2 separate regions of the Homo sapiens genome follow, and region 1 is linked to region 2. A link is a loop called in an ENCODE intact Hi-C map of the cell type or tissue named here. Cell type or tissue: dorsolateral prefrontal cortex. All regions are shown on one strand.

What was found. Hi-C counts contacts between places; a loop is a spot of excess contacts. Peaks named below come from ENCODE experiments on the same cell type or tissue, not always from the same donor. Only the 100,000 strongest peaks of a DNase experiment are listed, where the experiment ranks them.
Region 1: a loop joins it to region 2, with 10 times the contacts of the local background. A loop is called at or near these places in 4 of 110 quality-filtered maps.

Annotation. Positions count from the first base shown.
Region 1 is chr13:83,631,354-83,639,353 of GRCh38, forward strand. No RefSeq gene overlaps it. Among named protein-coding and RNA genes, the nearest start is that of SLITRK1, 250 kb to the right of the region's middle. In dorsolateral prefrontal cortex, no CTCF peak of the experiment used is centred here; no DNase peak of the experiment used is centred here; H3K27ac peaks cover 1,141 bases.
Region 2 is chr13:83,877,288-83,885,287 of GRCh38, forward strand. It overlaps SLITRK1 (SLIT and NTRK like family member 1), which reads right to left and starts at 5,187. Exons shown (of 2, transcript NM_001281503.2): 1 at 4,717-5,187; 2 at 1-4,273. The coding sequence starts at 4,220. The coding sequence ends at 2,130. In dorsolateral prefrontal cortex, CTCF peaks have their summits at 4,886 and 5,200; DNase peaks (open chromatin) are centred at 1,824, 2,444, 4,834, 5,134 and 3 weaker places; H3K4me3 peaks cover 6,546 bases; H3K27ac peaks cover 7,409 bases.

The DNA.
Region 1 (8,000 bases), 250 kb before region 2:
CCTTTCTAGCAAGATGTTTTTTACTTAATTCTGGCTCATAGTTTTCAAGCTGGAGGGTACTGCTCTGATTACTCCTGTGCCACATGAGTTCCTTTGTCTTTCTTCTAGCATTTCAGCATTATCATGCTCACCTTACAGCACATTTTCCCCCAAGGGTCTCAATGCTTTCAACTGATGATTTCAGCAAGGTTATTTAAATTTTTGTCAAGAGGAGTAGATTTTTAAAAATAAGATTCCTGGTGTTTTCCATATGTGCTGATTAAATGAGCAGCAGACTAAGCTAAGTTTATTAAAAACAACAAGAATTTTAGCATGAAAGAAAAAGGCCAACAGTAGGGAGCACCACAAAATTAAAATTATAACTTAGCCAAGCTGTGCTGTCAAAATCCAGTGATTTCTGTCTCTTAACTCCAGTGTGGGAAAGTGAGGAAGCTGAAGTGGAAAATATTATTTCTGGGGTCTGGAGACCAAAAGAGGCAAAGTAATTCCTGGCTAGAGGAAATTAGTTCTGTTCAGCAGGATCTGTATGCAAGCTTCTAGGGGCAGCAAGAGAGGGAGAGACCACAGAGCTGATTAAAAAGATCCATCATTCTGTATTCATGAAGCTTACTGTTGTAGGGAGAAACACGAGTGTACGATCAGTGAAACCCAAGATAAAAATGTAGCCGATTCTTAAACAGTACCAGCTTTGGTACAAACCTGTGTTCTGCCATGAAGAACCTTGAGACCTTATCAAAGATAATTCATTTCAGGCCTTCAGTTGCATTCCAAATTAGAGGACATAATGAAGAGTGATAATGGGGAGTCTTTAATATAATAACACATGTAGATCTCTTAGCATATTCCCTGGCCCATAATAAATGGCAATACATGTCATATATTTAAAGTAAAAAAAATCATAAACTATATGTGTATTTATCTAACTAGAAATAAAGAAGGAGAATGGCTATTTGAGTTTCATAAATGATTGAATAATTGATTATTGGGGGCTTAAAACACTGATGAAAGGGGTCATAATTTTGTCATACTGCTTAATTCCATAAAGATAAAAAGCAAAACCAGAAAAAAAGAAAAGGACGGTAAGTCAGGTAGATATTAATGTATTAGTAAAGATTTCGTGCAATTAAAGTACAAGGTGTTGTAAGGCTTATGATATTTTATCTTCATCATAAAGTTTCTAATTTTTTCTCTTACAGCAGAATATTTTATAGACAATACTCTTGAATCAGTAATTATTTTTGCTCCCTCGGGGAAGTTTGACAATGTCTGGAGACACTTTTAGTTGTCATAACTGGCCAGAATTTGCCACTGCAGTCTAGAGGGTAGAGACAAGAAATGCTACTAAACATTCTACCATAAACCGGAAAGCCTCACTACTACCCTCATCAAAGAGTTACCTGGCCCCAAATAGCAACAGTGTCACCGCTAACAAACTCTGTTTCTTTTTCATTGTAGATTCAAGATGTACACGTGCAGGTTTGTTACATGCATATATTGCATAATGCTGGGGTTTGGGCTTCTAGTGACCCCACTACTGAAATGATGAACATAGTACCCAATAGGTAGTTTTTCCAACCCTTGCCTTCCCCATCCCCACCACTACCTTTTTTGGAGTTCCTAGTGTCTCTTGAAGAAACTCATTTTAAATTAATCCAGTTTTTTTTTAAAATAATAAGTGTTACTGAGATAGGAGTGTGTGTCTGCATGTGTTTATGTGTGCGCAAGCACGTGTTCGAATGCAAGAATAGAGGTATTCCACAAATATATAAATCTTCTACAAGCAAGCAAAGAGAAAGAGGAAAAAAGGAGCTTTGATAATCGTCCAGTGTCATCTAGACTACAAGCCCATTATTTGCATAGGATTATGTATTGTATTTAAATGGCAGATTCAGAGCTAAAATCCAGAGTTTTCTACTGCTAAATCAAGGCATACTTCCTGAAATTATCTCCTAAATATCAGCATTAAGATTAGCTATTTTTGTTTCATTAGAGTCATGATAAGCACATTCAATGTTTCTAAGATTTCATGAATACAATAATGATATTTCTTATATTATGTTGTTTCATATCAGAAGCCATGGTTTCCATTTATGCATATTTTTATTGACTTCGGGATTCCCCATAAGATATACATTTATAAATGTTCTAGAATCTAGCCACTGTTTAATTTATAATGTAAATGGCACAAGCATATAATTTTAAGCATAACAAAACATTTTTTTTTTGTTCTTCCTACTCATGTAACAAAAGATTTTGTGCTAATTCTTTGTACCTTACTTATTGACTGTGTTTGCAAGTATGGTCATTCTGAAAGAGAGTAGGTATTTTCTGTAACTGTGCAAGTTCTGACTCAGAAACAAAATTAATCAGTAGAGGTAATATAACCTTGACCTTCTTTTAAAATATGTATTTGTGTAAAGTATGTTGCTTCAAACAATACAAAAGGGTAAGAAAGTGCCTATGCTGTACAGTAATACACAGCTTTATTAATTCAAGCTGTTTGTACTGCAGGGAAAGAACGCCTACTCCTGAACTCCTCTGCATTCTCCTCTTGAACCAAAGCAAAGAATTACAGAGGCAGAGCTAGTGATGCTGCAGCCTCTTAGTGAGACCATGTTTCTCATGGGCTTCCAGGGCTGCAGTCAGCTGTGACTGTGAGAAATTGAATACAAGCTTTGAATATCGGTCTCCCTTTCCCTGTCTGTTAGCAAAGATTACAAACCATGCAGAGCCAACAGGAGCAGAGTCATAAGGGCATTCTTGAATGCCCACAGATTTGGCTATTTATTAAACTCTTTGATAATGGGGTCTCCATCACTGGAAATATTCAATATGGAGTAATGTGTTTTTAAAGGGAATCAATCATTGCATAAGTAGCAGTCATAGAAAATATCTAGCATTTCTTCCATGACTGACATTTTTAATCAGGGTTTTACTCAACATACCTTCCATATTATGTATAAGAAAACAAATATCACTAGCAAAAATACACAGACATGGAGAAAACAAAATGCACCTAAACATTTTATTTTTAAAAAATGGCTAATGTGAACGCTTACAATTGTTTTGTAACAATGAATTATATAAATTTTTCTTATTTATCTTAAATATTAATATGTTGAATAAATTGCTATTGTTCACGCTAGAATTATATATATGCAAATCATGTTTTATCTTACATTCCCTCTATTTTTTGATGCTTTGTGCCATGGCAGGCACTGCCCTTCAAAAGAAGTTCATGTCCTCATCCCTGCAATCTTTGAAAATTTTATATTACATGACAAAGGGGAATTTAAGTAGCAGATGGAATTAAGGTTAATAATTGTGCGACCTTGAAATGGGGAGATTATCCTGGATTAGTTGAGTGAGCCCAACTTAATCACGTGTTCTTAATTGTGGAAGAGACAGGCAAAAGTGTCAGAGGGATGCTATGTGAGAAAGACTCAATCAGCCATTGTTCACTTTGAAGATGCAATAGGGCAACAAGCCAAGAGATGTGAGCAGCATCTGGTAACTGGAAAAGGCAAGAAAACAAACTCTTTGTAGAGCCTTCAGAAAGGAACATAGCACTTCCAAGTCCTTGTTTTTAGCCAGGTGAGCCCTATTTCAGACATCTGACCTACAGAACTGTGAGATAATAAATTTGTGTTCTTTTAAGCAACTAAGTATATTTTACTTTATAACAGCAGCAATGGGCGACTAATACAGTGCTAAATAAAAACCTCAACCCTGTTGAATCTGTTTGGTTGTATTTTTGGTTGCAAGTAAAATACAACTCAAACTAACTGAGGCAGAAGCTCAGAAAGGACAAATGCTCGTGCGATTTGGGAATAACTGGAATCATGAATTCAACAAACATCCGTGAGCTTTTCTCTCCTATAGTCTCTACTTCTCTATGTTTTGTCTTCATTATTTCAAGCAGCCTTTCCGGACACGTGATCACAGTCAGCAGGCAGATCCCAGAGACAAAGCACCTTAGCTTCATCTCTAATTAGGATTTTCAACTGAAAAAGAAAAACCCCAGTTAAGAGCCCAAATGGATCACTATATTCTCTTGTCCAGGTGGCCAATTTATCACTTCAAGCCTTTCAATAGAAAAACAAGAATGGATGGAGTGAGGGGAGTTTCCTAAAAGAATGTTGGTGTTTTACGATAAGGGAAGTGGTGCCTGCAGATAAAAGTAGAATCTACAACACAGGGTTTCGTGTATCCTCAATACACAGAATGGAAATCAGATCAATACTGCCTTCCAAATTGTAACAATGATAGAGAGAAACCAGTGATTACATAAACTAGTAGAAATAAGAAAAGAAATATATACATTAGTTCCAGGCACCCAAATTATCTTTGAAGATTGATTTTAGTGTTGGAAGAAATAAAAGTAATTGGAAAGTCAAGCTTTAACACTTTGAGCTTTAGGCTATTATAGGTTTTGTGTTTCGAAGTATTTCATATAAAGAGTAGCTAGATTTTTGGAAACATTAGGTTACCTACCATAATGGTTTCAGGAATGATTGCAAAGAAGCAAATGTAATTTAGATAGTCTAATGTGCTCCATTCCATTACCAAAATGAATTTCATTAGATTTACATTTGATTACCTTCAGTTTTAGCTTAAATTTTTATTACATGAACTATTCCAATGGTTGGATCTTCTAAAAATATTAGAATTGTGCATTTAAAAATATTGTTTTTCAAGACCTTATTTTGAAGTCCTCTCTCCCTCTGGCAGCTGTTCTACTTATCTGTCAAACAACCCTCAGGGTATTACAACTCTTCAGTATATTGATAGGTAAAGAAAGATCATCTCTTTTAGTAGATTTTTAAAGTTCTTTTTAAGTTCTTTGGAAACCCAATATTAATTTATGCAACATTAAACCACAAATAAAATTGAGAAAGTCTCATTTAATGACAATTTAAAAGTCTATATATTATTTTGTTAAGATCTTTAGGAAAACATAATAAACTATAATTCCTTTTACAAAATTCGGAAAATGCTCACTATTTCAGATATAAAGTAGCTCTCCAGAAATTTCAAATGAGTTTTACAAGAAATTATTGTTGAAAAGTAAATGCCACATGTCTTTAGCACAAATCAGTTTTCATGACCAATAATTATATATTCATCTTGTTCATTTTCAGTTTTTTATTTATAAGCATATATCTAGAAGCTTCATGTTAACTCCCCTAAATCAATGGAATATTTTAGCTTTATCTAATGTTTGACTTTTATGTCACAAAATTAATTATGAGCTTCATAATTTTTTAATGATAAAACAATATCAGCTTGGAAAATCAGAATATTTTCTGGTAATCAATCAAAATCTTGCCTAGATATAGTTTGGATTCTTTGAAAGACTGACACTTAACACCAATGTACTGCCAAATTTAAATATCAGAGTTCTAAGAGAGTTCAAGGGCAAAGTTGATACCTCTGCAGTAAGAAGAACTGAAGAAAAACATGGCTGGGCACGGCGGTTCACACCTGTAAACCCAGCACTTTGGGAGGCTGAGGCGGGTGGATCACGAGGTCAGAAGATCGAGACCATCCTGACCAACATGGTAAAACCCTGTCTCTACTAAAAATACAAAAATTAGCTGGGCATGGTGGTGCGAGCCTGTAGTCCCAGCTACTCAGGAGGCTGAGGCAGGAGAATCACTTGAACCAGGGAGGCAGAGGTTGTAGTGAGACAAGACAGCACCACTGCACTCCAGCCTGGCAATAGAGCAAGACTCAGTCTCAAGAAAAAAAAAAAGGGAAAAAGAAAAAGAAAAGAAAAACATAAAGGTATTCATTGCTTTATTAATATTGTGAAGAAATGCACATTAGATATATGTGGGGACATTTTCTAAAGAGACATATTATTTTATCTAGTGCTATTTTATGGACACAGGAGCAATTTATTCAGAATTAAATAAAGCCTCTCTTCAATAGAACTGTCAAATTGGTATACTCTTTTTCAAGTAGTAAGCAGTATGATTTGAACCACAGGGATTGTGGGTATGAATAATTGGACACTGGATCCTCAGAAATTTTTTTAAAATAGGCTGAGTGTGGTGGCTCACACTTGTAATCCCAGCAACTTGGGAGACTGGGGCAGGAATTTGAGACCAGACTAGGCAACATAGTGAAACCTGGTCTCTATGAAAATATAAATTAAAATATTAGCCAGGTGTAGTGATACATTCCTGTAGTCATAACTACTTGGGAGAATCATTTGAGCCCAGGAATTCAGGGCTGCAGTGAGCTATGATCAAGCCAATGCATTCTAGTCCTCCAGCCTGGGTTACAGAGCAAGACACTATCTCAAATAAATAAATAAATAGATAGATAATAAAATAGTCTATGAAAGTAATATTTTATCTATACAACATAAAAAATTACTTCCTTCTTAAAAACTTCAAATCAAAAGCCAATAGCTTTTTCCCAGTTGCTAAATTTGAAGAAATTCATAGACTCAGAACCCCATTAACTAAAGGCAGGTTTGATTTTCTTAAGCAGTTGTTATGAAAATATGGTCCTTTGTTCAACAACATTAGCATCACTTGGAAATGGACTAGAGAAATTCTCGTGAAATATTACACCCCCGACTACATCAGAAACTCAGAGTTTGGGCCCAGTAATCTTTTAAAAATCCCTTTAGGTGATCTTGAAGTGTGCTACAGTTTGAGAACCACTGTTCTTAAGGATGAACAATGTGATTTACAAAACCTGCCCTAAGAGAACTGTGCCCATTTGTCAGGATGACTATATACTAGGAAATTAATATACACACATCTTGGGAAGATGTTTAGATATTGGTTCTAACTAGTTCTTTTTGGTCAGAAAGGGAGTTTACAAAGCTGAGATCACAAAGTTTGGGCTCAGGTTTATCTTTCAAAAGGCCCAGGAATTCCACAAATACTATGCGAAGCTATTTCTTGAGTTATTGAAGGAAAAGTTAAAATAGATACATCTGTCAAATGGCATAATCTATAGCTTGGTTCTCTGACTCTTAAAGTGAGGGCTATTATTCCTGAAGGATCCAGTGGAAACTTGTATGGATGAGACCATCCACGCATACTAAAATGTTAAACCAAAGAAATGCCACATTTCTGGAAATTTTCGGAGATCTGTGAGACTGTTAAAGATTTGAAAGATGCAAAAGTGATGTTCTTATCACACTGCTCTTTTACATGATCTGTTTGGTAAAAAATCAGATGACTCCTACAGTGAGATCCTAACTATAACCATCTTTGAGGCCAGAGATATGGCATCCTTGCTAAAGTAATTCAACACTGTTCCTGGCACCTAGTAGCTATTGGGATCTGTCAAATTTATTATTTTCGTGCCAGTCAAAAATTATATCACAAACAGTGGTAGGGATAGAAATCCACCTTAATTCTCATTTCTCAGGAATAGTTCAACTGTATTGTTGTCTATCTCACTATTGTACCTAATAACATTTTAGTACTTTTTTTTAACTTTTTTATTTTTTACATTGACAGATAATGATGTATGTATTTACCTTGTACAACATGACGCATTATCTAACATGGTTGTTACTTTTGTGGTAACATAACTTTTTATTCACTCTCTTATTTTTCAATATGAAAAATTATTAACTATAATTACCAGGTTATAAAATAGATCTCTTGAAATTATTTCTCTTGTTAATTATATTTATTTTTCTTTGAGCATTATCTCTTCACTCCCACTACCAAACATTCCAGCCCCTGAGATCAACTTGTTTGTATTCTCCAAATATGTGAGATCATGCATGATTTATGTTTCTGCAACTGGCTCATTTCATAAATTCCTCCAACTTCATCCATTTTCACATAAACAACAAGATTTTCTTATTTTTTATGGCTTAATAGTACACAGTATTTCATTGTGTATACATCCTACATTATCCGTTCATTCATTTATGGAAAATTAGATTGATTTTGTCTACTTGCAATTGTGAATAGTGCTGCAATAAACATATGTATAAGTCCTACTACTAATAGTGGGATTGA
Region 2 (8,000 bases):
CTTCCCTTTAGAATATGAGTTCTAGATGGCAGATCTACTTACAACTGCTCTGAGGTCTTTCACTAGCTGATTTATAATCCTATATTAAAAAAAAATCTATAGTCTGCAGTCTTTTGACATACTTCTCAAGGGTGGATATGTGGTGGAATGCAGACTCCATCAATATGTGTGGTTTTGTTTGCTTTTTGTAGCTTAACTGCTGTTTAGAAATCCCAGAGGAATATGATTGAGGCCAGAGTTACATTGGTTCATAAAATTCGAACAGTTGAAGCTGTTTTTGTTAATTGCTGGGCCACAACCAGAAATCCGGATGATGGGAGAGAAACACTTCTTTAGGATAATGATTAATTTCCATAAAGATGAGTGCTTTAACAAATTTCAATATGCAGTTGCTGGGGCGGGGAGGGTGGGTGGGCACTAATTAGTTTTACCGTTTTCAGCAGATGTTGAATTCAAAATGCCAGCAGCATCTCAAATGCCAGTCATTAGGTCTGTCTTTCATTGAGGAGTGCTGACCAATGAAATCTCCACTCTGTTTAATGAGACCTATCTAGGCAGAGTCAATTAAATCAAATCTCTCCTAACATCCTTAATATATCTGCAGTGTGGGCAGCACCAACAAAAGCAGCAGAGAGGGATTTCCAGTATTAATAAAGGGATTCACTGCTGCATTTGGAGAGGGGAAAAAAAGAAGGGGTGAGTGTTGGGGCAAGACCTTTATGGACTGGGGAAAGCCGGTAAAGTCTGAGCGAAGGTGGGGGTGGGGTAGAGGGTGGGGGCGAGGGAAGAGGAGCTACTTAAAGGGTAAAAAGCTAAGTAAGGCGATTAGAGAAAGAGCCTTAATGTAGCTCAGGAAGGGATCTAACCCCAACCGTTTCCCTCCCCTGTCTCTTCCACCGCAAATCCAATTTACCACTTGCAAATATGAAGCTGGAAAAAGGTAAGGACCCAGAGTTGAAAACATTTTCGCTTTAATACTGAAAAAATATGCCATTATAAAATCCTCGAATAGAATTAGTAAGTTTCACGTGCTTCCTCGGTTCTCTTTTCCTACTTTATAAGTAAGATTTATACCAGCACAGAATTGCTACCATAGGATCGCAGCCTAAGCACTAGAGTGACATTAATTGGTCATGCTTAACTGCCTCAAAATCATTTTTTAAATAATTACACTGATACTATAATAGAAATCATGGGTACTTATTTTACATTCAGATGGAAGGCATTATTGGATATGTATTAAAAAAAAGACCCCCTGAAAAAAATAAAATAAAATAAAACATCACCATCAAAATAAAAGAACCCAAAACAACCCCTAAAAACTTCCCTCAACAAAATACATTGTTAACTCATAAAATGGACTGATGACTAGCCATGCAAATGTCCTAAATAAAACCTTTACATTTTTTTCACAGTTAACTTATGCTCTGAACTGCCTACCGATCACAAATAATGGCGAAATGGCACTTTCTGATTATACTGTATTTTGTTTATAGAAAGTTTGATACGATGGAACTTATCAGGTAAGAGGGTGGGTGCTGTGAACGAGATGCCGTCTCCAGTCGCGGGGGCGGGCAGAGTCCCTGGAGCGCGTGGATTCCATGCGAGCCATGCAGCACTTTTTGTTTTTTGTCAGAAGTCAAAGTTACTTATTTACAATACATTCATGCCTTCGTGCAACTGCCCATCCCTGCGTAGCCAACAGGGAGCCATCACGGGGCTAATCCACAGGGGAAAAATAGATATCTATCTCTCTATATAGATGTGGATATATGTATATATGTATAGAACCGCGGCATCCAACCCCACAGGCCCCGGGGCCGAGGGCGAGGGCACTGTCAGTTCTTCCAGCAGGGTCGTGCTGGGCTTTCTGTCAAAAGGGGCTCTCAGCAAAGAGCGAGCTGGCTGCGCTCTCCCAGCTCTCCACAGTCTGCTCTTTGTTTCAAGGAGGGAGCTAAGTAAGGGGTCAGGCCCTTTCGGTTGTGCGAGCTCACAGTTATTTATCTACTTATGCCCATCCAGGCTGATGGCGCGGGGATTTGGGTACACGCCCCTCCAGCCCCCGGGGTGCCTGCGGTGGGGAAGGATGTATCGCCTTCCCTCTGCCCTCCCCTATTGGGGTTGGGGTCTTAGTCTGAGAGCGAGTGAGAGCCACAGTCATACACTCTGTGGGCCCCATCTGCGTTGTAAGGCCCATTGTGCCAGTAGGAAGAGTCACAGACTGTCTGTAGGGAATTAATCTCGGACGCGGAGGAGTTGGCATCTCGTCTCTTGGACCGCTTTCGGTTCCTCAGGATAAACACGAGCATGCCCACCACGGTGAAGGCGGAGGTGACAAACACCAGCAGCAGTCCCGGGACCAACACCGAGATGGACACCCTGCTGGTGTCTAGGTAGGAGTTGGAGTGCGTCCCGGTCTCCGCCAACCCAGTGCTGTTTTTACTGTGCGAAGTTAACGTGGGCGAGATCCTAGCGTACAGCTGAGGGCAGATCTCGTCATTGGAGAGGAGCATGAAATCCTTTCTAAAGAAGTTCACCGGCGTCTCACACTTGAGGTCGCTCATCAGCACTTCGGAACCCAAGCGTTCTGCCCACTGCTTGAAAGGCACAATTGTGCAGGAGCACTCCCAGGGGTTTCCGTGGAGGTCTATCTGGATGATGGAGGTTAACTGGTCCAGCACCCCTGCCACCGGGAGGTACATGAAGTAATTGTTGTGCAGGCTGAGTTTAGAGAGCGAGACCCCAGCGAACACGTCCACAGGCAGGGACCTCAGCAGGTTGTTGTTGAGAATGAGGATCCTCAGTTTGGGCATGGCATTGAAAGTGCCCGGGAGGATGAGCTGGATAGCGTTGTACTCCACGTTCAGGTACTCTAGGTTTTGCAGCCCCGCGAATTTCTCCCGGGACAGCGTGTCCAGGTAATTGCTATCCATGTATAGCCACCTGAGGTCCAAAAGGTTCTTGAAAGTGTTGTTCTCTACAGTAGCGATGTTATTGTTGCCCAGATCCAACAGAATGAGGTTCTTGTAATCCACAAAGTGCGATTTTCGGATGCTGTGGATCTTGTTATCTCGTAGGAAAAGCTCCTGCACGTTAGAGAGCTTGGGCTTCAAATCAGCCAAGCTGCTCACGTTCCTGTTGTTGCAGTTCATCTTTAAACCCGACCCTGGGATGTGGTCGCAGCTGCAGCCCCCAGGGCAGGGTAAACTGTTAGCTAAGGGTTTGTTCCTGGAGCTACCCGTCGCTATCGCTGCTGTGGGTCTGATTTTGATCTGCCAGTTGCCTGGGATCTTTGTACCTCCGTTTGGAGCAGACCCTGGTGTGGCATGATCCTCTTGCCCATTTGTCTTGAAAGGAGTTGGCAGGGGTCCAGGAGCAAAGGTCTCTTCTTGGGCAGGGGGCGCCGGGAGACTAGAATCCACTCGGTTTTTCAAAGGACACAAGTCCTGTTCGGTGGTTTCATTGAGGTCTTTACCCTGCAGTCTGGTGGGGGCTTCGCAGACCACTCGGCCGATCAGGGCATTCTTGGGAATGTTTTCCAGCCATTCTTTCAGGGAGAGCAGATCACAGGTGCAGTCCCAAGGGTTATCCTCTAGCAGGATCTCCGCAATACCAGGGATTTGCTCCAAGACCTCCTCATAGGGCAGCGTTTTCAGCCTGTTACCCCGGAGGTCGAGGTGGGTGATGGGCACATACTGGAACACGTTGGCAGGTAGGGTGCTGATGAGATTGTCATTTAAAATGAGCACCTCCAGCTTGTTCAAGTCCTGGAAGGCCCCCGGGTCTATATCTCGTAATAAATTAAAATCAGCCTGGAGATATTCCAGATCGTCCAGCCCCAGAAAAGTCTGCTTTCGAAAAGACTTGATCTTGTTGTTGTTGATGTGCAGCCTTTTCACCAGCTGCAGCCCCAGAAAAGCCCCCGGAACGATTTCATGCAAGCCATTGTTTTCCATGTGCAAACTAACCGCATTATAAAAGTTAGCGAACTCATTAGGGAAAAGTCGAGTGAGGGAATTGCCATGCAGAAATAAATGGTAAAACTGGGAAGTCGGGGCAGTGAAACGCTGCAGACTTGTGAAGCCCTTTTTTTCACAGTCTACGTGTAGGTCCCCTTCTATCTCATTGCAGGAACAGATCTTCTCTTTGCAAACGTCCCCTGTAACGTTTCCAGCGGCAAAACAAAGAGACGTCTCCAGCAACAGAATCCAAAGCAGCATTTTTAAAGCGAGCAATTCATCCCCGATCTCATCACAAAGTAACAGCGACCATCCTGCTCGCCACAGACACAATTCAAGTTCATTTAGTGCTCCAATGTCCGAAGCCAGGAAAGGAGAAGAAAAGGGTTTGGGGGGGTGGGGGTGGATTCCTTCCTCCCTAACCCCCCCGCACTGCAATAGCCCAGACGCCAGTCAATAATTATATCCACAAACTATCCAGGCACGTAGTGCAAGGCAAGCAAAGAAAAAAAAAAAAAAAAAAAAGTAGGAAAAAAACCCCACTCCCCCACAACACTTTAAAAATAACAGAAAAAGAAGTTAAATATATACATATAAATTAAAAGTACACCCTTACAGAATCTCATCTACTGATCTTCACTGATCAGAAATGAAACAATGCTAGTAATTAGAAGCAAGTGCATGTTAGAGAAACAAGCAGAGGGTTTGCAGCGTAGTACAGGCGCACTGCCTGTGCATGGCTGTGCGTCGGACTGACCTTGCCTCTCTGATACAAAGCAGGGTTTTCCGCGGCTTCTGTTGTTGAGGCTGCTGGTGGAGTTCTTGCTGTGGTTGCGGGTTGCCCAGAAGTCCCCCCGAGGTGCTGTCCAGTTCCCCCGGTGCTGAAATCACGCCCGACCGAAGGACTCACGCTGCCCAGCCAATGGCGCTGGAAAATTTCCGCAATCGCTGCGTTTTGTGGTTGTCCATCCTTTTCCTTTCCTCCCCTTCGGTCCTCTTAAGGCTTTTTTTTTTCTTTTCTGTGCTCTCGCTCTCGCTTACTAGCTCTTCTTTTCCTGTTCTCCTTCTCTTTCTTCTGCTCTTTCGGAATTACGTGGAGGGGGGCGGAGGGCGGGGGGCGAGTTGTCTGAGGGAGGAAGAGAGCGCGAGAATGAGGGGAGGGGGGCGGAGAAGAGAGTTGCTAAGAAGCTCTGCTCGTTCCAGCCTGGTGCACTCTGAAAGATCTGACACCCTCTGCTGATCTGCAGTAGCAAAAATCCATCTGGCTAGGGAATGCTGAAAGAAAAAAAAATCAATCCACGTACAGGGCAAGCGTTAAAAATGTGGGCATAAAAGGCTGACGATCTACATAGATGCTTATTTTAAATGGATTATTTGATTATTTTTGCGTGCTGGAAACTTTACCCTTTCCTTTCCTTAACGAGTTCACAGCCCCCACCAGCTCCACCATTCGGAAAGGAGTGCTTTTAAAACATTTATTTCCCAATGGCTTGAATAAAATTAGTGTCAGGGTGTCAAGCGAACAGCAATTTGAGGTAATTATACTGCACGCCATTTTCATCGGTTCTTTAAATGCATTTCTTCCTTCTCTGCGGCACAGTGTTTTACGCTATTTGATGTCTTTGAAACATTTCTTTTGGTATGTTCAAAGTGGCTTTCGGAACATATATGTTACATAATATCATAATTGAGTATGAATTTTTTTGCAAGGTATATAAATTAGGCATATACTTTTTAAAACTTGCAGAAATTTAGTCAATTTGGTCATTGAGAGTTAGGTTCTTTGATATTTCTTGAATGTTATTTAACTCTGGAGGGTGAAACACAATGCATGCTGAAGTCCTTGATTCCAGTCCCGAAAGCTTTAACTGAGAACCGGAAAAGAAGGGAGAGGGGGCAGGGAAAAATCCCAAGATGATTTGTGAGTGCTGTTAAAAACCCACTGGCAGGCAGGCGCGCGCACACTACACGCACGCACACACACACACACACCCCACTGACAAAGTTTTCACATCAGTTTGAACTAATTTAAATGTTTACAAGTAAATAACCAGTTGCATTTTGAGAGGAGGAGATAGAAATCTCTGGACTCTAAAGCTCAGCGAGAACGCTCTCTGCAGGTAGCCGGCAGCTCCTCTTCGCGCAGATGCTTGTTGGGTCACTGATGCTGGGGAAACACGAAGCTCAGGCTTTTTCCAGTTAAGGAAACAACAGATTCCAAACTCTGAGCTTATAAAAATCCAGTAATATCACCTTCTGGGATGGAAGAAAACGTGAACATGCTGCTTCCGTGAAGCCTCTTTTGCTGACTTTTCCTTTCAGAGTCGACACCTTTTCACATCAATACGTCCTAAAATATTTATAGATCATTTTAGGATTTGAAATTTTTAGGTCTTTTAAATAGAGTTACTGTTTGGCCCTTTCTTCACTCTATGCAGAGAGGATATGTTTACACCACTTGCCTTTTTAATTAGGTCTTTTGCAAGTTGGACAGCTGCAACGAGCTTGCTAATATTTTGTGCAAAAGAGCAAATGTTCAAGGAAGTGTGTATTTTGAGAAAGATGGGGAGTAAAAATTTGGGGGAAAGGACTGGGGTTGGGAAAATTCCCAAGGCTAGGGAAGGTCTTAAAGATGTTTACAAGATTTTTTTTTCTGGGTCAGAATCTAATTTCTAGGTGGGTGGAGAAAATTTCATATCTATATACAATGTTTTCATATGACAAAATATTTTTGTTGTATTCCTCTGGTGAAATTCAGTGAAGGGAGGTGGGGATGAAGACATTTCAGTGTGTGTGTGTATGTGCATGCATGTGTGTGTTTGTGTGTGTGCACGTGTGTACACTAGAGAGATCTTTTTTAGACATCCTGATACACTTCTGAAATAACTCTGTTCTCATTTAATTTGACCCATTACCACATGTAGAGAGTGAAAAAAAAAGACCTTAATCAATTTGAAACCATTATGCTAAAGAAATGCTATGCAGTTGAGAACTGCAGATGTGGAGGAGTTCAACTGAAGGAAATCATTTTTCTGTTTCTTCTTAAATAGGACTCAGGTCTAAAATATCTTGGCCCAAGAAACCACTCTGAGAAAGGAAATCAGCCTTATGGTGTCTGTGATTAATAGGGTTAGGCAAGACTCAAGGAAAACAGAAAAATGCTGGCTGTTTAGAAAGGACAATCATCTAAAACCCACATTTTTAACCTTAAAAGGTTACATTTTTTTTCAACTTACAGAATATTATCTTTATGTGAAGAGACTCCAAGAACATATTTAAGTTGATTTAAATGAATTTAGATAACCTACAGTTTGTATTCAGATTTCATTCTCCTCTTCACCCTTTAAATTCTGTATCTTTCTCTCATCCCTTATTTCTTCTTTCCTCTTAACACACCAATCACAATAGAAAATTTACAGTTAGGATTCTCCTATTTAGGTATCTTACAAAATTTTTTAAATTATATCCTCTTCAAATAATTTCTTATCTCTGCACTCTAAGAAAAAAGTGTGGTAGTTCTCAGATGAGCAACTAAACCTGAGAAGAAAAGATTAAGATTATACCGCCTATATGAAGATCTCCAATACAAACTTGCAAGCAAAATATAGAGGTACACATGTAAGTCTATTGAAATGGACCCTCTATAATAGCTATCATAATATTTTCATAATAAATATATTTTAGAGACATAAAACGGTCTAGAAAACCACACCTACAACTTCAAAGCCTAACTATTCAAGTTAAACAATAAATTTATTGGTGGAGAATAAAAATATAAGGGATTTATATGTGATCTAAACATTTCTAATACCTTAGGGGAATATTTCTTAGGCATGAATTTTTCTTAAAAGGGTTCCACGCTGTCTATTTGAGCTCAAGTGAACTCCTTCAGTTGCCTTGCCTCTCAACAGATAATCTCAGTAGCTGGAGATAAAGGATATTCCAGATGATGATGATGATTGATAATATTTGCTCAGGGCTATAGTTTAATTTCCTGGCTGTGACCAGAAAGATTTCAATTGTGTCATTAAATGTTCACAC